Linked DNA regions of Homo sapiens: region 1 is linked to region 2. Evidence: read pairs that join two places in POLR2A ChIA-PET (ENCODE). Cell type or tissue: CD4-positive, alpha-beta T cell. All regions are shown on one strand. Each heading gives the region's core, and the rest is flanking DNA. Links, peaks and the distances in the headings are about the cores only. Region 1 has its middle 4.5 kb from the start of LINC02452. Region 2 holds the start of LOC124902991 (a long non-coding RNA gene).

Region 1 (8,287 bases), core at 288-8,287, 60 kb before region 2:
AAACTAATTTGTCTTTAAGGTGATTAAGTATGGAAGTAGCCAGGGGGAAATACACAGAGGGGTTCAGAGGAGGAAGGGATGGGCTCCACCTGAAGAGGGTGGGCAGACTTCAAAAGGTGAACAGGATTTTAGCAGGCTGAAAGGGCTAGGGTAAATGATGGCAGAACTAAAAATACCAGCAAGGAGGTTTGAATGTCCAGTGCGTGGTTCTGCACAGGTTGATGACAGCATCCTATAGGGAACTGGAAATACGGACTAGGAAACAAGTTTGGAAATCCTCAGCAGGTGTTGAAGCCATGGAGCTTGGGAGAGCTCCCAGGAAAAGCATATTAAACCAAGCATGCCTGAAGCAGGAGAACTGGCTGAGATCACCAACAGATGGAAAGGAAAGAAGACAGAGCTATGAGGACAAGCCCTTGGTGAATGCCAGGATTTAAAGGGCACATGGAGGAAAAGGAATCGTCAAAGGAGTGGTCAGAGAAATAGGAACCAGAATTTGGAGAGTTTCAACTCCCAGAATCCAAGAGACGCCTTCTCTGAGGGCTTCTCCACCTCCCTATTCATAACCCCCATCCTATTGGCTGCCACTTATTCAATGTCCATTTCACTAGACAAGAAATAAGGTCCACGAGCATAAGAAATGTTTCTGACTTGTTTATTGCTGTATCTCCTATACCTAAACCAGGTCTTGTCACTTAGTAGAATAGACATATGGACAATTGAATGAATATGTATTCTCAAATTATAAGGAGAGTTGAAAAAAACTAAAAGTTGTGAAACCTTGGATTTGGCAATTTGACATAAACATGATGTTTGACAGACCAATTTTAGGAATGGTGAAAGCCATAAAACTTATGTCACAAGGTTATTTGAATTAAATGAGCTAATATATATAAATGCCTAGCCTAGTGTCTGGATGTAGTTTGAACTCAATAGATGTTAGATAATTAATATTACTCCCTCTAGCCTTCACTTTCAGAAGCTGTTCTGGTGAACTAATTTGATTTGGTTTTTTGTTTGTTTGTTTTGTTTTGTTTTTGAGACAGGGTCTCACTCAGTCTCCCAGGCTGGAGTGAAATGGCGTGATCTTGGCTCATTGCAACCTCTGCCTTCTAGGCTCAAGCGATTCTCCTGCTTCAGCTTCCTGAGTAGCTGGGACTAGAGGCGTGTACCACCACACCTGGCTAATTTTTTGTATTTTTTTGTAGAGATGGAATTTCGTCATGTTGCCCAGGCTGATCTCGAATTTCTGAGCTCAAGTAATCCACCCACCTCGGCCTCCCAAAGTGCTGGGATTACAAGCATGAGCCACTGCACCCAGCCTGGTGAACTAATTCTTTACAGTGGTATTGTATCTAACAGATTTTGTCACTACCCTTCCAAGATATACTAGAGATGTATTGCCTTAAAAATGACAACTACAAAGCACTGCTTTAATTGATATATAATAGATGTACATAGTTTTGGGGTACATGTGATAATTGAATACATTCATATAATTTGTAGAAACCAAATCAGCATACTTGAGCTACCCATCACCTTAAATATTTGTCTATTTTTTATGTTACGACCATTCAAATTCTGTTCTAGCTATTTTGATCTCGAACTCCTGGCTTCTGGTGATCCATCCGCCTCGGCCTCCCAAAGTGCTGGGATTACAGGTGTGAACCACTGCACCCAGCCCTTTTCTAGCTATTTTGAAATACACAATAGATTACTGGAAACTATAGTCACCCTACTGATCTATTAATATCTAATACTAGGTCTTATGTATTCTGTCAAACCATATATTTGTACCCATTAATCAACTTCTCTTCATCTCCCCTCACCCAACCCTTCCTGGCCTCCAGTAACCACCAATCTACTCTCTATCTTCATAAGATTTGCTTTTTTAGCTCCCACACTAAAAAGTATGGGCATGTGACATTTGTGTTTCTGTGCTTGGTTTATTTCACTTAACACAGTGACCTCCGGTTCCATCTGAATTGCTGCAAGCGACAGGGTTTCATCCTTTTTATGGCAGAATAATATTCCATCGTGTATATGTATTACATTTTCTTTATGCATTCATCTGCTGGTGAGCACTTAGGTTGATTCCCTATTTTGGCAATTGTGAATAGTGCTGCAATACATACAGGAGTGCATATATCTCTTCAATATATTGATTTCCTTTCTTTTAGATATATACCCAGTAGTAGAAATGCTGGATCATATGATAGTTCTATTTTTAGTTTTTTGAGTAATCTCCATACTGTTCTCGATAGTAACTGTATTAATTTACATTCCCACCAGCAGTGTATGAGAGGTCCTCTTTCTCCACATCCCCACCAACATCTGTTATTTCCTGGTTCTTTGATAAAAGCCATTTTTAAATTTTTTTTTTAAATTTTTTGTAGAGATGTGGTCTTACCATGTTGCTCAAGCTGATCTTGAACTCCTGGGCTCAAGTGATCCTCCCACCTCAGCCTCCCGAGTAGCTGGGACTACAGGCATGTGCCACCATGCCTGGCTAATTTTTTACTTTTTTTTTTTTTAGAGACAGAGTCTCACCATGTTGCCCAGGCTGGTCTCCAACTCCTGAACTCAAGGGATCCTCCTGCCGTGACCTTTCAAAGTGCTGGAGATCACAGGCATGAGCCACCAGACTGGCCAAAAAAAGCCATTTTAACTGGGGTGACATGGTATCTCGTCGTTTTGATTTGTATTTCTCTGATGATTAGTGACATTGAACATTTCTTCTTATACAAAGCACTATTTTATGAAATACCTTTTAAAAATCCAGCAAAAGGAGATTTGTCTGTCCAATCTAGCTATGGCCTGGGAGCCTAATAGACTCCCAAGGGACCAGAAGATGAAATGGAATCTCCTTTCCTGTTAGGGAGATTCATAGAACTAAGGCAGCTGTGGCCAGCCTTGGAAATAGGGCTTTGGTATTCTGTTCCTAAAGCCATATCAGTCTAAAGAATGGCTCTGACAAGTGGAGTGGCTCAAAAGACTGGCTCTGTCACTAGGTTTGGGTAAAGAAGAAAGAGGCTGCAGGTAGAAAATGTCCTTGAAGGTGTGAAAACATTGGACTGACAAGCAGGAGGCATAGGTTCCCATTCTGGATGTGCCACTAACTCTATGAACTTGACCAAGGCACTTAACTTATTTGTGTATCAGACTCCTCATTTCAAGAATGATAGGCCTGGACAGGCGTGGTGGCTCACACCTGTAATCCTAGCACTTTAGGAGGCCAAGGCAGATGAATTATTTGAGCCTGGGAGTTCAAGAACAGCCTGGCCAGCATGGCAAAACCCTGTCTCCACAAAAAATACAAAAATTAGCCAGGCATGGTGGTGTGCACCTGTAGTCCCGGATACTTGTGGGCACATGAGATGGGGGGATTGCTTGAGCCTAGAAGGTCAAGGCTGCAGTGAGCTGTGTTCATGCCACTGCACACTGGCCTAGGAGACAGAGTAAGACCTTGTCTCAAAAAAAAAGAATGAGAGGACTGCATGAGCATCAAGGTCTTGGCAGTAGGTTGACTATAAAGAGGGCCACAACTTCTCCCATCGCTGCATGTTTGCTCCCTTTGCGGCATACTTTTGCTTTTTCTCCTATTAAGAAGTAGAATCTATTTCCTGTCTCCTTGAATCTGGGCTAGCCCTGTAACTTGCTTTGACCTACAGATTGTAGTAGAAGTAACATTATGTTTGAGTCTGAGCATTAAGAGATCTTGCAGCTTCCACTGTCATTCCTGCAATGATGCTGTACCCATGTGAACAAGCCTAAACTAGCTTCCTTAAGGATGAAAGATAATGTGGAAAGAGAGGCTCAGCCAACAGCCAGCACCAACCACCAGACATGTGAGTGAGGCCATCTCAGATCATCCAACCCCAGTTGAGTTGCCAGATGACCATAGTCACATGTGTGATTCCTGTAAGACCAGCAGAAGAACCGCTTAGCTGAACTCAACCAAATCACAGACCCATAGAGTTGTGAGCAAATAATATGGTTTCTGCTTTAACCCATTAAGTGGTGATTTGTTACATAGGAATAGGTAACTGATACAGCCCCTTTTATATCTGGTACTCTAGAAACTGATTTTATTACTTTTAAGGTATCAGGCTATATGATCTTTTAGTTGGATAGTAGGGTTTGCTGCAGATAACTGGAACAAAGGTTAAGTGACTGTTTCATTTCCTCCCCTCCTACCTCCAGCTTTGACTTTGAAGGCCTTCTCCTTGCAGTGCTGTTATGTGTGGACTTACTAGAGCTAGAGCTCTGCTGCCTTCCCACCCTGTCAGGACTTGGCTTGGAGTACACTGAGAAAACAAGAAGTGGCTTGCGTGACTCAGTGGTCCTTCCTACTGAGTCATTGAGTTTTCAGTTTCCACTCTCTGCTGGTTCCAGGGGATGTTCATTTGTTCATTTAGTCAGTATCTCTGAGCAGCTGTGGTGAGCATGAGGAAGGGTGTGGTGAGGGGAAGGTCTGGCTTGGAGTGAATGGGTGTCAAGGATCTGAGTAGTAGTTTTGCTCAGAGAGGGGCAAACCCACTGCTCCCTTCTAAGCTTTCCTGTAGCATCTCACACACACACTTCTGGGCTTCCTCAGAGGCGGCTCATTCTTAAGGCACAGAATTTCAGAGCTGAGGGAACTTTTAAGGCCAAGTTAGTCCAATCATTTTTTTAAAAATATGTATGAAAAAACTAAGTTCTGAGAAGTTAAAGAACAGAGGTAGCTTGTGGTAAAATTAGGCCCAGAATTCAGACCTATTAGCTCCAAATTTGGAGCTCTTTTTTTTTTCTTTTCTTTTTTTTTTAGATGGAGTCTCGCACTGCACACCTAGGCTGGAGTGCAGTGGCATGATCTCAGCTCACTGCAACCTCCACCTCCCAGGTTCAAGTGATTCCACTGCCTCAGCCTCCCAAGTAGCTGGGACTACAGGCACATGCTGCCACTCCCAGCTAATTTTCGCATTTTTAGTAGAGACAGGGTCTCAGCATGTTGGCCAGGCTGGTCTTGAACTCCTGGCCTCAGGTGATCTGCCCACCTTGGCCTACCAAAGTGTTGGAATTACAGGCGTGAGCCACTGCACCTGGCCTGGAGTTCTTTCTATTGCATTAAAAGACTCCATCAGGCCAGTCATGGGGCTTACACCTGTTATCTCAGCACTTTGGGAGTCTGAGGCAGGAGGATCGCTTGAGTCCAAAGTTTGAGACCAACCTGGGCAACATAGTAAAACCTCCTCTCTATAAAAAAAAAAATAAAAAAAATTAGCCAGAAATGGTGGCACAGCTGCTTGGGAGGCTGAGGTGAGAGGCTCGCTTGAGCCTGGGAGGTCATGGCTGCAGTGAGCCATGTTTGTGCCACTGCACTCCAGCCTGGGCAACTGAGTGAGACCCTGTCTCAAAAGGAAAAACAAAAACAAAAACAAAAACAAAACTCCCTCCAGGGCCCACACCGTCCTTCCTCCTACTAGTCCTTCCCAGCTTTGTATTTCAGGCATGCAACTAGTTTCCTCTTCTGGTTCAAAGTACAGATATAACCTGAGGAATCTTTCCTTAGATAAATTCCAACCACCAAATGATAGTAGGAATAATAACAACAATATACATTCAAAAAATATTTATCGGCCGGACATGATGGCTCATGCCTGTAATCCTAGCACTTTGAGGCCTAGGCGGGTGGATCACCTGAGGTCAAGAGTTCGAGACCAGCCTGGCCAACATGGTGAAACCCCATCTCTACTAAAAATATGAAAAGTTAGTGGGGCATAGTGGCGTGTGCCTGTAATCCCAGCTACTCGGGAGGCTGAGACAGGGGAATCACTGGAACCCAGGAGGCAGAGGCTGCAGTGAGATGAGATTGTGCCACTGCACTCCAGCCTGGGTGACAAAGCGAGACTCCGTCTCAAAAAAAAAAAAAAAAAAAGAAAAAAAAATTATCAAGCCCCTATTATTTGCCAGGCTCTACCTTAGCTTTTGGCAGAAGAGGAGAGACAAGGAATGAACCTGTGGAGAATATATCTTCTTGAGGAAGGTGGGGCAGACAACACACAAGGAAACAAGATAACCAGAGGTTGCTGTTATAATAAGTAAACAGGAGGATGGGATAGAGATGACTGGGCTGAGGAATGTATGATGAGGAAAGGCCTCTGGAGAAATGACATTTGAGCCGAGCCCCTACTGGCGAGGAACCAATCACTTTTCAAGAAAGGAAGAGCTGGCCGGCCGCGGCAGCTCACGCCTGTAATCTCAGCACTTTGTGAGGCTGAGGCGGGTGGATTACCTGAGGTCAGGAGTTTGAGACCAGCCTGGCCAACCTAGTGAAACCACGTCTCTATTAAAAATACAAAAATTAGTTGGGTGCGGTGGCGGGCACCTGTAATCCCAGCTACTTGGAAGGCTGAGGCAGGAGAATGGCATGAACCCAGGAGGCGGAGGTTGCAGTGAGCCGAGATGGTGCCATTGCACTACAGCCTGGGTGACAGAGCGAGACTCCGTCTCAAAAAAAAAAAAAAAAGAAAAGGAAAAAAAAAGAAAGGAAGAGCTCAAAGGCCCTGGACAAGAACAAACTTATCTTCAACAGGGGAGGCATGTGCTCTCCCTACTATGTATTTGAATGGGCGCATGGAGGGTTCTAAGTGATATGACAGCTTTACATTCTTGAAAATATCAATCAGCTGCTTGGATAGAAAATGGATGTTGAGGGTTGAGAGTGAAATTGAGAAGGTGGTTTATTGAATACCAACTACATGTGGGGTATTTTGTATGATTCAGCTCTACTCCTCTCAACACTCCAAAGTGGATCTTTTATGCCCGTTGTTTTATGAACAAGGAAGTGGAAACTAGAAGGGATCAAGGAACTCGCCCAAGACCAAAGAGCCGAGTCTGAACCTAAGACCATCTGACCCTTCCCCATGTAGCTCACAGCCTCCCTAAGATGATCATCCCACCCCTGTGCTAATACATTTTCTGTTTATCATCATTTTTTTTTAGATGGAATCTTGCTCTGTTACCCAGGCTGGAGTGCAGCGGCACAATCTTGGGTCACTGCAACCTCTGCCTCCCAGGTTCAAGCGATTCTCCTGCCTCAGCCTCCCAAGTAGCTGGGATTACAAGCATGTGCCACCACACCTGACTAATTTTTGTACTTTTAGTAGAGATAGGGTTTTACTATGTTGACCAGGCTGGTCTTGAGCTCCTGGCCTCGAGTAATCCACATGCCTCAGCCTCCCAAAGTGCTGGCATTACAGGTGTGAGCCACCGTGCCCAGCCTATCATCATATTTTGAATCATGACATTTTATATCTGAAAGCTATAGATTAGCAGTTCCTTGAAGGCAAGATTCATGTCTACTAATCTTGCCTGTGGCACGGTCCCTTACACATAGTAGGTGCTAAGGCAATATGTGATGAATGCATGAATGAATAAGTGAATGGGTTTCAGTCATGAGAGATTTTCTGAACCACCCCTTGCCTCGGGCCTACTATTTTCAAGAGAGTAGGTGAAGTGTTTTTCCCAAAATCACACGGCAGGGTTTGAACAAGAGCCTAAGATAGTGAATCTGTGCTTCTCTTCATCATACCACTCTGCTCCAAATTATATGTTTAAGGCAGATTTCTTGTTTCCATGTTAGTTTGGTAAACTCAAAGTCAGGCATGGTGTCTATTTTGTACCACGTCATGTTGGTTGTATGTGGAGCCTACAGGGAGGTTCAACCTGGGGGCTTGGAAGCAAGTTTTCTCTCTGAAAATGAAATTAAACAAATTGAGTCTGTATGTGATGGGAAAAAACAGATGCCTTTTAGGTCTCCTGGAATAGCTACTTCACTGGAGTTTAATTTCTGAAGAAAGAACATTTGGATAGAATAGGCATGGTCAGGAAAGAAGGACAAAGAGAAAGGCCATCTTCGGCTTAATTGTCCGACAGAATGAAAAATGGGGGGTGGGAGCTTTCTGCTTTTCAGAGAGGACCCTCTCAGATGGGGCAGGACCGGTTGGTTCATTAAGCCTCATTATAGTCTGAAAGAAACAGCCCTTAAGATGCTCACCTCAAGGTGCTTTCATTGTTGATCATTGTATTAGTCCATTTTCATGCTGCTGATAAAGACATACCTGAGACTGGGTAAATGATAAAGAAAAAGAGATTTAATGGACTCACAGTTCCACGTGGCTGAAGAGGCCTCAGAATCATGGCAGAAGGTGAAAGGCACATCTTACATGGCAGCAGGCAAGAGAAAATGAGAGCCAAGTGAAAGGGGTTTCCCCTTATAAGACCGTCAGATCTCATGAGACTTATA
Region 2 (8,330 bases), core at 52-8,051:
TGAAAGCTCTGCTGGCTCCCTTCTCATCAAGAGAGGAAAATGGTGATAGGATGAAAAATCCTCCCGTCTCCACAGCAACCTCTTGGCTTAGCCTCACGATGTACTGAACAATCTTTACTTAATTGGAAGGGATTTCGGGGAGAACAGTCAAGACAAAGTCATTGGCAACCTATTCCTGGAATTAGAACGCATCACCTTCTTAACTTAATTGGATAATTCATTTTAAATTGGGCGTGCAATCACGACAAGAAAATGTTAGTATTAATAATACATATCTGAGATCAACTGCCTCTCCCAAGAAACCTGGCCCTGGTGGAATTCTTTAATTCCTCCAAAATAAATTTTGCAAAGATAAAATGATGTTGTCAAAGTGGAGAAGGAACAAACATCCAGCAGGCATTCATATCCCAGAACTTTCTAGAACACCTCTGTTGGTCATGGAATGTTAGGGAAGACCTGGACTCCCTTTGGGGTGTTTTATCGATCGAGGGGGCCCTCTGTGCCCGGCCCTGGGTGTGAGTGTTGAGGGCCTGGTGTGTTTTGTTAAGTGTCTTTCTTTCCTACCATAGCAGCTATTCAGATGGTTGGAAGCATAACAGATGGCAATGGGCTATTGCCTGGGGGCGCAGGGGATGACCAGGGCCTCTCTCACAAGCTTGGGTCCTGGAAGCTGCTTAGAGACCTGTGGAGTGGCTGAACCGCCTCATGGAGGTCTTCCAATCTGGTCACATTGTGCCGGGAGATGGCAGCTGGTATCAGGGGACCAGGCTGCTGGGAGCAGGGGGCTGCGTGTTGACTGAAGGTGCTGCCTGTCTTGCACGTGCTTCCAGGCCAGCTTCCCTGTGGCACTCAGTGTTCCCCCAAAATAGGGCAGTTGCTAAGAAACAGGGATGAGCCAGAGGCCCGGGAGCGCCGTCAACACTGTGTTGATGAGGATGCTTCTGCGCCAGGGGCTCGGCTGCCAAAGCTCTTGCGGCCTTGCCAGATCCACTTACGTCAGGCTGTTGCCCAAGCCCACACCGAGTCTGCGTTTGCCAGCATGAGCGTTCCTGCTTCTGGGATTTGAGCTGCAGGAAAATTTAGTGGTTGTGTAGACAAACTCACAAAAACTCCAACATTCACAGCATAGCACCCACCACCCGCCGTCCACCCACGCCTCAGCTGCTCCTCTGCACGGCCTCTCCCCCACCCCTGCCTGTGCTCCTCCACGGCTCTTCTCAGTTCCTACCCCAAATTTGTAACATAAAAAAGAGATGCTTACGTGTGTGCAGCATTTTGTTTTAAGCCAGGCACTGTGCTAGGTATTTTTACATCTATTAGCTTATTTTCCAATTTGTGATGCACCAGTGCTGGTGGTCGATATTGAGCCCATTGTAGAGGTGGGGATGCTGAGTCTCCAAGAGGTGTAAGTCACGGACTCAAGATGCAGCAGCAGGGCGGTGGCAGAGCTTTCAGACTAAGAGTGTTGACCCCCAAGGCCCATGCCTGGGCTTCCAAAGCTGGAGGGCGACACAGCTCCAGAGCCCTGGGCCCAGACTTGAGTCCTGTATGCCCAGTACTGCTGATGATTACCCCAAGGGCAGCCAGGGAGGAGAGACAGGCCCCCGGTATTTTTTAATTGAAATGACAGTGGAAAAACTGCTGGCAAGATTATCTGAGTCAGCTGAAAATGTGAGTTTGAGTGGCCCCGGAATACCCCACGCTTCCAGAAGACGCTTCCTATGGAAAGTACTGGAGCGTGGCACTCCTCTGCGTGTGCGCCTCCCAGCTCTCGGCGGCCTCCAGGAAGGAGTCCAAACTCCCTTCACCATCTCACCCCAACCCAACTGCCTTCCCTGCACCCCCACAGCCGCCCCCCACCCCAGCATCTTCTCAGGCCCCCTCCTTCCCCCTGCCCTTCTTGCCTGGCTCACTCCTGGCCACCCTTCAGACTCCTCTCTCTGCCTCCTCCAGCTGGCGCCTCACTTGGTGATGGCCGTGTCTGTTCCATGGCCCCTCCCAGAGGGACTTGGTTTCTCCTGCTGTCATTGCGTCTCCCTTACGGGGCCGCATGCTGGGTTTTCTTACCATTTCCTGCATCCTGCAGAGCCGAGGGCGTGGCAGCACCAATCAAGTGTAGTAGGAATGAGTAGGAAACAAGCATCCTTCTCCATGGCACAGAAGGGAGTCTGTCACCTTGGAAAGTCACTCAAGAGAGGATCCAAGAAAGCGTCTTGCCCTACCTACCCCTCCTTTAGCAAGTGAGGATCTTCGAGGGGAGGGGAGTTTCCAAGTCAACTGGTGACAAAGCCAGGATGAGAAGACACTCCCAGACCACCTGTGGCTAATGACACACACTGCCCGGCCATGCCATCTGCCAGCGCTGGAGGTGGCCGCTCAACACAGGAAGGTCAAGGTCAGTGTTAGCAGCTCCCCCACCCAGCAGGGGAAAGGGAAAGACTTGCACTGGGGAGCAGTTTTATTTATTTTTATTTATTTATTATTAATTATTTTTAGATGGAGTCTTGCTCTGTCACCCAGGCTGATGCAGTGGTGAGATTTTAGTTCACTGCAACCTCTACCTCCTGGGTTCGAGCGATTCTCCTGCCTTAGCCTCCTGAGTAGCTGGGACTATAGGTGTGCCACCATACCCGGCTAATTTTTGTATTTTTAGTAGAGATGGGGTTTCACCATGTTGGCCAGGCTGGTCTCGAACTTCTGACCTCAGTTGAACCACCTGCCTTGGCCTCCCAAACTGCTGGGATTACAGGTGTAAGCCACCACCCCGCCTGAGCAGCTTTATGTTCTATGTTATTAACACTTAAAAGGCCTTTGAATAAAAGTACCCTTGAGTGTTTAAGGAGAGCCAGGAGGGAGACAGGACTCCAGGTCCAGCCAGCAGCAGCGCCCAGCCAAGAAGGCAGGGAGAAAAATGCTGCGAACGTCCAGTCGAATCCTCCCGGGTTGGGGTGTCCTGCCAGGCCAGCAAGCCAGCACTTCTCACTAGCACCCTCAGGGTGCCACGTGTACTCAGGCAGCAGGGATGAAGAGCGCCTCAACTTCAGGCTGGCCAAATTTGGTGAGATAGTTCACGCTGCAGTTTACCGGTGCCAGAAAGCAAAGAAACCTCAACCCAAACCACAAGAAAACCTCTCCCGGGAGCCGACAGAGTTGGCCTGTTCAGAGACAGAGTTCCAGCCTTTGTTGGCAGCACGTCATTCTTAGAAGTCTGGAATGGGTGTGAGTGGGTGTGTACGTGTGTGTGTGTGCACACTCCAAAGTTCGGCTTTGCACAAGGGACAGCCTAGGCTCCACCTTACCCGGTGCCTGTACCATCGCAGTGGGAAGGGCTAGTTGCACCCCAGTGGCGGCCCCAGGCTGTGCCTCCTCTGCCTCGCTGAACAGAGACAATTTTAAGAAAGGGGTGTATTAGTTTCCCAGGGCTGCTGTAACAAATGACCCCAAACTTGGTGGCTCAAAACAATAGAAATGTATTCTCTGAAGGTTTTGGAAGACAGAAGTGTGTAATCCAGGTATCTGCAGGGCCCCGCTCCCTCTGAAGGCCCTAGGGAAAAATCCCCCCTTCCTCTTCTGGCTTCTTGTGGGCTCCAGCCACCCTTGGTGTTCCTTGACTTGCAGCTGCCTCACTCCAGTCTCTGCCTCCACGTCCCATGACCACCTTCCCTGTGTGTGTCTTTCTGTGTCTTCATGAGGACAGAAGCCATTGATTTCAGTGCCTACCTCAAATCCAGGATGATTCTGTCTCGACATCTTTAACCAATTACATCTGTAAGAACCCTGCTTCCAAATCAGATCACATTCTAAGGTCCTTGGTGGACATGAATTTGGCAGGGACATTAAACTCACTGCAGCGGTGGGTGGGGGAAGATTGCCTTGGTGAGAAGCAGCTCAGGTTTATGGGTCAGAGGAGCCCTTTCATAAGATGCTCTTAAATAGCTGGGTGTGGCGGCTCACGCTTGTCATCCCACTACTTTGGGAGGCCGAGGTGAGAGGATCGTTTGAGCCCGTGAGTCCAGGATCATAAGATGCTCTTTAGTGGGGGTGGGTGTGAGGTGAGCCTGCCCCCCAGACATTTGTAGCAGAGTCTCTTATGGCCAGCTGACTGCTCACTGTCCCCTCTGCTTCAATGGCAGAGACAGAGCAGAGGCAGGGGATGTCACACTGCATCCAAGCCACTGAGGGGCACTTCAAGGACAGAAGCTGGCTTCACTCCTTCTCCATTCCTCAGAGCCTGGCATGGGGCCACCCATAGGAGAGTGTGTATTCAGTGTTCACTGAAAGCCAGGTGTGGTGGCTTGAACCTATAGTCCCAGCTACTTGGGAGGCTGAGGCAAGAGGACCGCTTGAGCCCAGGAGCTCCAGGCTGCCGTGTGTAACAGTCGTGCCTGTGAATAGCCACTGCATTCCAGCCTGGGCAATGCCAGCAAGACCCCATCTCTAAAAAACAAAAACAATGTTTGCTGAAAGAATGTTTGCTTGTCGGAGAGATACAGTAACTACTTGTTCTAACTTTGGAGAAAGGACACTTCGGGTTTCATGTCAGGAAGGAGTGAGTCAGACTGTGGTCTGGAAGGGAACCCAAAAGCAGGAGTTGAAGAAAATGTGTTGGCCAGGAAGCCGCGGCCTGGAGATACTCCTCTGCTACTTGTGGGTGTTGTGAACTCAGCTGGGAGCCTCGGGTCTCACATCTGTGAAGTGGGTATCAAAGCGTTGTGAGGCTAACATGAGATTTTGTGTGAGCCTTCTGTAAACTGTAAAGTAAGGTGCCCACCCAAGAAATTTTCCTGGAAGGCAGAATAAAATGAAAAGTGTGATATAATGAGCAGTGTGTACGATTAGATTATTGCATGCTAAGCAAGATTCACTGGGTGAGGGTCATGTTGTAAGGACCTGTGTGAGTGAGGCACTGACTGCGTTGAGTCTTTAGAAAAAATTAGCCTATGGGGTATTTTTATTCCCATTTTAGGGGTGAGCAAACTGAGCCCCGTGTAGATGTTCAGTAACTTTCCCAAGGTCATAGTAAGCAGAGAGGCTGGAATTCAAACCCAGATCTGTTCACCCCAGCACTGGGTCCACATGACTTCTGGCCCGTCAAGGCTCCTGGCCTGTGCCCTTGTGTGAGCTGCTGCTGGGCACGGGCCTGGAGACAGCCGGGGGAGCTTGGCAGTGGGTGCCATCACCGGGCTGTATATGGTGGACACGAGCTTCCTGTTGTTTTCCTGTCACCCTCGTCCCTTGGATGGCATGCCACTTATAGTTTGGCTGCTCATGTCCAGTCTGCTGCACTGGGAGTGCTGGGTCCCCCGTGCCTCATGTTAGGGTGTCCCTCCAAAGCAGGCACCTTCTCTACCCTGTGGATTGGCAGAGGCAGTTCTATTTCTAGGTAATGAATGGACCTTACGGAAGATTGGTCTCTTCCGCCCGAAGAGCTAGAAATAACTGTTCTCAAGCAAGGCCCATGCTTTCTCAGCACAGAGCTGGTTTTCCCAGGCACTCTGCAGTTAACCCCACTATTACTCTGGAATGCAGAGACCCCTTGGCCCTGTCGGATTTACTTTAGTAGCAGCCTCTGCTTCCAAATGCAGCTGCTTTCTGGAAGAGGGTGTGGTAGTGGAACAGAAATGGCTTAGGTCTTGGCACTAGATACAATTGGGTTCAAACTTCGGCTCCACCAGTTACAAGCTGTGTGACCTTGGGCTAGTCAGCTTTTTAGTTCCTATTTCTTTCCCTTAAAAAGTCTTAATTTGACAAGTAATACATATCAAATATACATTCTTTAATGTGAAAATACACATAAGCAAAAAGAAATATGAAAAATCACTGTTAAATTTTAGTATACCTCTTTTAAGATTAATTTTTCTACCTCCTTTTATTTACACATATATGCATATATACAGTAGAAAACATATAAATATATATGCAATAGAACATTTTTAAAATAATGGAATTATTCATACTGTTTTTTTTCCCCACCTAATGTATATTTAAAGGTATGGGGAAGTGTTAGCAATGTCGTGTCCCCTGAAGTAGCTACGTGGTATTCCATTGTATGGCTCTCCCAATATTTAACCTACCCCCAGGTGGTGGACAGTTGGATATAACCTCACTGTCCAGGGGGACCTTGGCTTCTCCATCTCTGCAATGGGATAACAGTGCCCATCCTGCAAGGCAGCTGTGTGTGCTCAGCATGCAGCTGGCCCTCATAAATGCTGGCTTCTTTCCTTGTCCTTTCTCTGTACTGGTTCCTTTCACGTAGGGTATCTACCACGATAAAATGAGTGTGCCCCAAATAAATGCATTGTCTCGTGTGTCTGCTCAGCACCTGAACAGGTTCCTGCCTCGGGTCTTGCTGACAAGTGCGCAGGGCCAGCAGCTTCCCGTTGGCCTCTCCCAGGAACCCTGAGCAGAGGCCTGAGCCCAAGCAGACGCTGCAAGGCTGCTCTTCTCCCTCCCAGTCTGGGCAGCATGGTTTCTGCTCTGAGAAGCCGCCGGGAGCAGTTGAGATGAGCTGGGTGCCTGGTTAGTGTCTGCACCACCTTTCGGGGCCTGACATGTGGCGTCTCGCCTGTAGGCTGCGGCCAGCATCTAAGCGGAGCACTTGGATCTAGCAGTTATTCACATCTGCGGCTCCGTGTGTCCCCCTCCTAGAACCTCCCCACAACCCCCAAATTAATTGGATTGTGTAAGGTTTTCGTCACAGTGGATGTCAAGTGCTGGCCGTGTTAGGCACAATATAATATAAGCCTTGTATCTATTTCTTGTCTGAACCTAACTAAATAAAAACATCATGTTTCCCTGCTCAGTTGAGATATGTAAACCAGATGTAATTCTGCCTGCTGTGCAACTGATCATGTTACCCAGAACTTTGGACAAAGCTAGCAGAATATGCGCAGCCTTCTGTGAGGGTTAATTTTGTCTATTAAATTGTCATTAGGGCTGACACAGGGTGATATTTATGTTTTGTTCTGTTTTTGCTTAAATGGGAGTGTAAAAATGATGATAATACTAATAGCTAGTATATGTTATGGGGCTTGTCATGCGTGGATGCATCGGGCGTTCTGATAGAAGCTGTATATGGATGTCTCATTCAGTCCCATGAGGCAGATGGATCAGTCCCCATTTTATACATGAGAAGCTGAGGCATTGAACTCAGGCAGTGACTCTGGAGCCTCTCCTTTTAATCCCTGCAGCAGTCTTTGTGATAGGGTCAAGTGGGTATTTATTGGAAAGGTCCCCTGCTCTGTCCCCCTTACCCAGTGCAGGGGTTAAGAAGGGCCTGTTTGTTAGGAAAAGTCTTCAGCACAACCGATCCTGCTTGCTTACTGAGCTGCTGACATTCTCAGTTTTGAGAACGAGGTAGGAGAGTTGCAGAATCAGAGGGCAGGAGCGCTGTGTTTCCAGGGTGCCCTGAAATGGCAGAGGATCCAGGGGCCAGACCAGAATGACGAGGAACTCGCCACAGGCCTGGCTCCTCGCGGGGAGGAAAACGGAAGATCAGATAACAAGACTAAGCACGTGAACTCCAGATGCATAACCTTGGATCAAAATTGGGGTGCCAGACCAGAGTGGGTGGACAGACACATGCAGCAAATATTTGCCACGTAAATGGATGGGTGAAATTATGGCTCATTAAGCTCTCACGGGAGGTGTGAGGTTGTATGTAGCATGTGGAGTTTGCATATGGCCTCTAATATCTGCCTGGGAGTTTTCAGTTTAAAAATGCCAGCAAAGAAGAACAAGCAGGTATATGTATGGGATACACCCACAGGGAGCTTTAACCAGCCTAAGAATGAGCCGTGGAAAATTGTGTCTTTCATGCCTGTGGCTTTATGCCTGGGTCAGTTCTCCTTATAGTTGGTAATTCATTCAACAAACATTTAATTAACTCATTTAAATATAATCCTAATAACATCATCAAGAAGGTAAATCTAATTCCATATGCATCTTTTCATTACCTAGCACTGCATATGCTTTTTTTAAATTACAAAACTTATCGAAATATTTCTCATCTATCTACTATTTGAGATTATTTACACAGACTCCTTCCTCTTCAAAGGGCACAGTGGAGCGTTTGTGTGTGTGTGTGTGTGTGTGTGTGTGTGTGTACATATGTAAACACACTGTGGACAGCCATACCTTTTCTTATAGGTAGGTATGCCTGTAACCTGTCAGGGTAACAGACAGCACTGAAATGGAAATGGAAATATGACCTGCTCTCTTGGCATTTTCTATGCAGTTAAAGTGAAATAATTGAGGGATCCTGTCACGAGATCCTGTCATGGGCTGCTGTCATGGGATGCCTTGGTCCCCAGAGGTGGCTGGTGAGTTGG

The links. ChIA-PET counts read pairs that join two places held together with the same protein. Peaks named below come from ENCODE experiments on the same cell type or tissue, not always from the same donor. Only the 100,000 strongest peaks of a DNase experiment are listed, where the experiment ranks them.
Region 1: POLR2A ChIA-PET joins it to region 2 with 5 read pairs; 2 of 35 experiments call an interaction of 5 or more read pairs at or near these places.

Annotation. Positions count from the first base shown.
Region 1 is chr12:96,172,830-96,181,116 of GRCh38, forward strand. No RefSeq gene overlaps it. Among named protein-coding and RNA genes, the nearest start is that of LINC02452, 4.5 kb to the left of the region's middle. In CD4-positive, alpha-beta T cell, for the core only: no CTCF peak of the experiment used is centred there; a DNase peak (open chromatin) is centred at 4,392; H3K27ac peaks cover 788 bases.
Region 2 is chr12:96,233,355-96,241,684 of GRCh38, forward strand. The region is part of intron 2 of ELK3 (ETS transcription factor ELK3); the gene reads left to right. It overlaps LOC124902991 (a long non-coding RNA gene), which reads right to left and starts at 2,242. Exons shown (of 2, transcript XR_007063414.1): 1 at 2,068-2,242; 2 at 1-1,067. RefSeq lists enhancers at 1,652-2,636, 4,678-5,178. In CD4-positive, alpha-beta T cell, for the core only: no CTCF peak of the experiment used is centred there; DNase peaks (open chromatin) are centred at 3,167, 4,197 and 4,597; H3K4me3 peaks cover 330 bases; H3K27ac peaks cover 3,762 bases.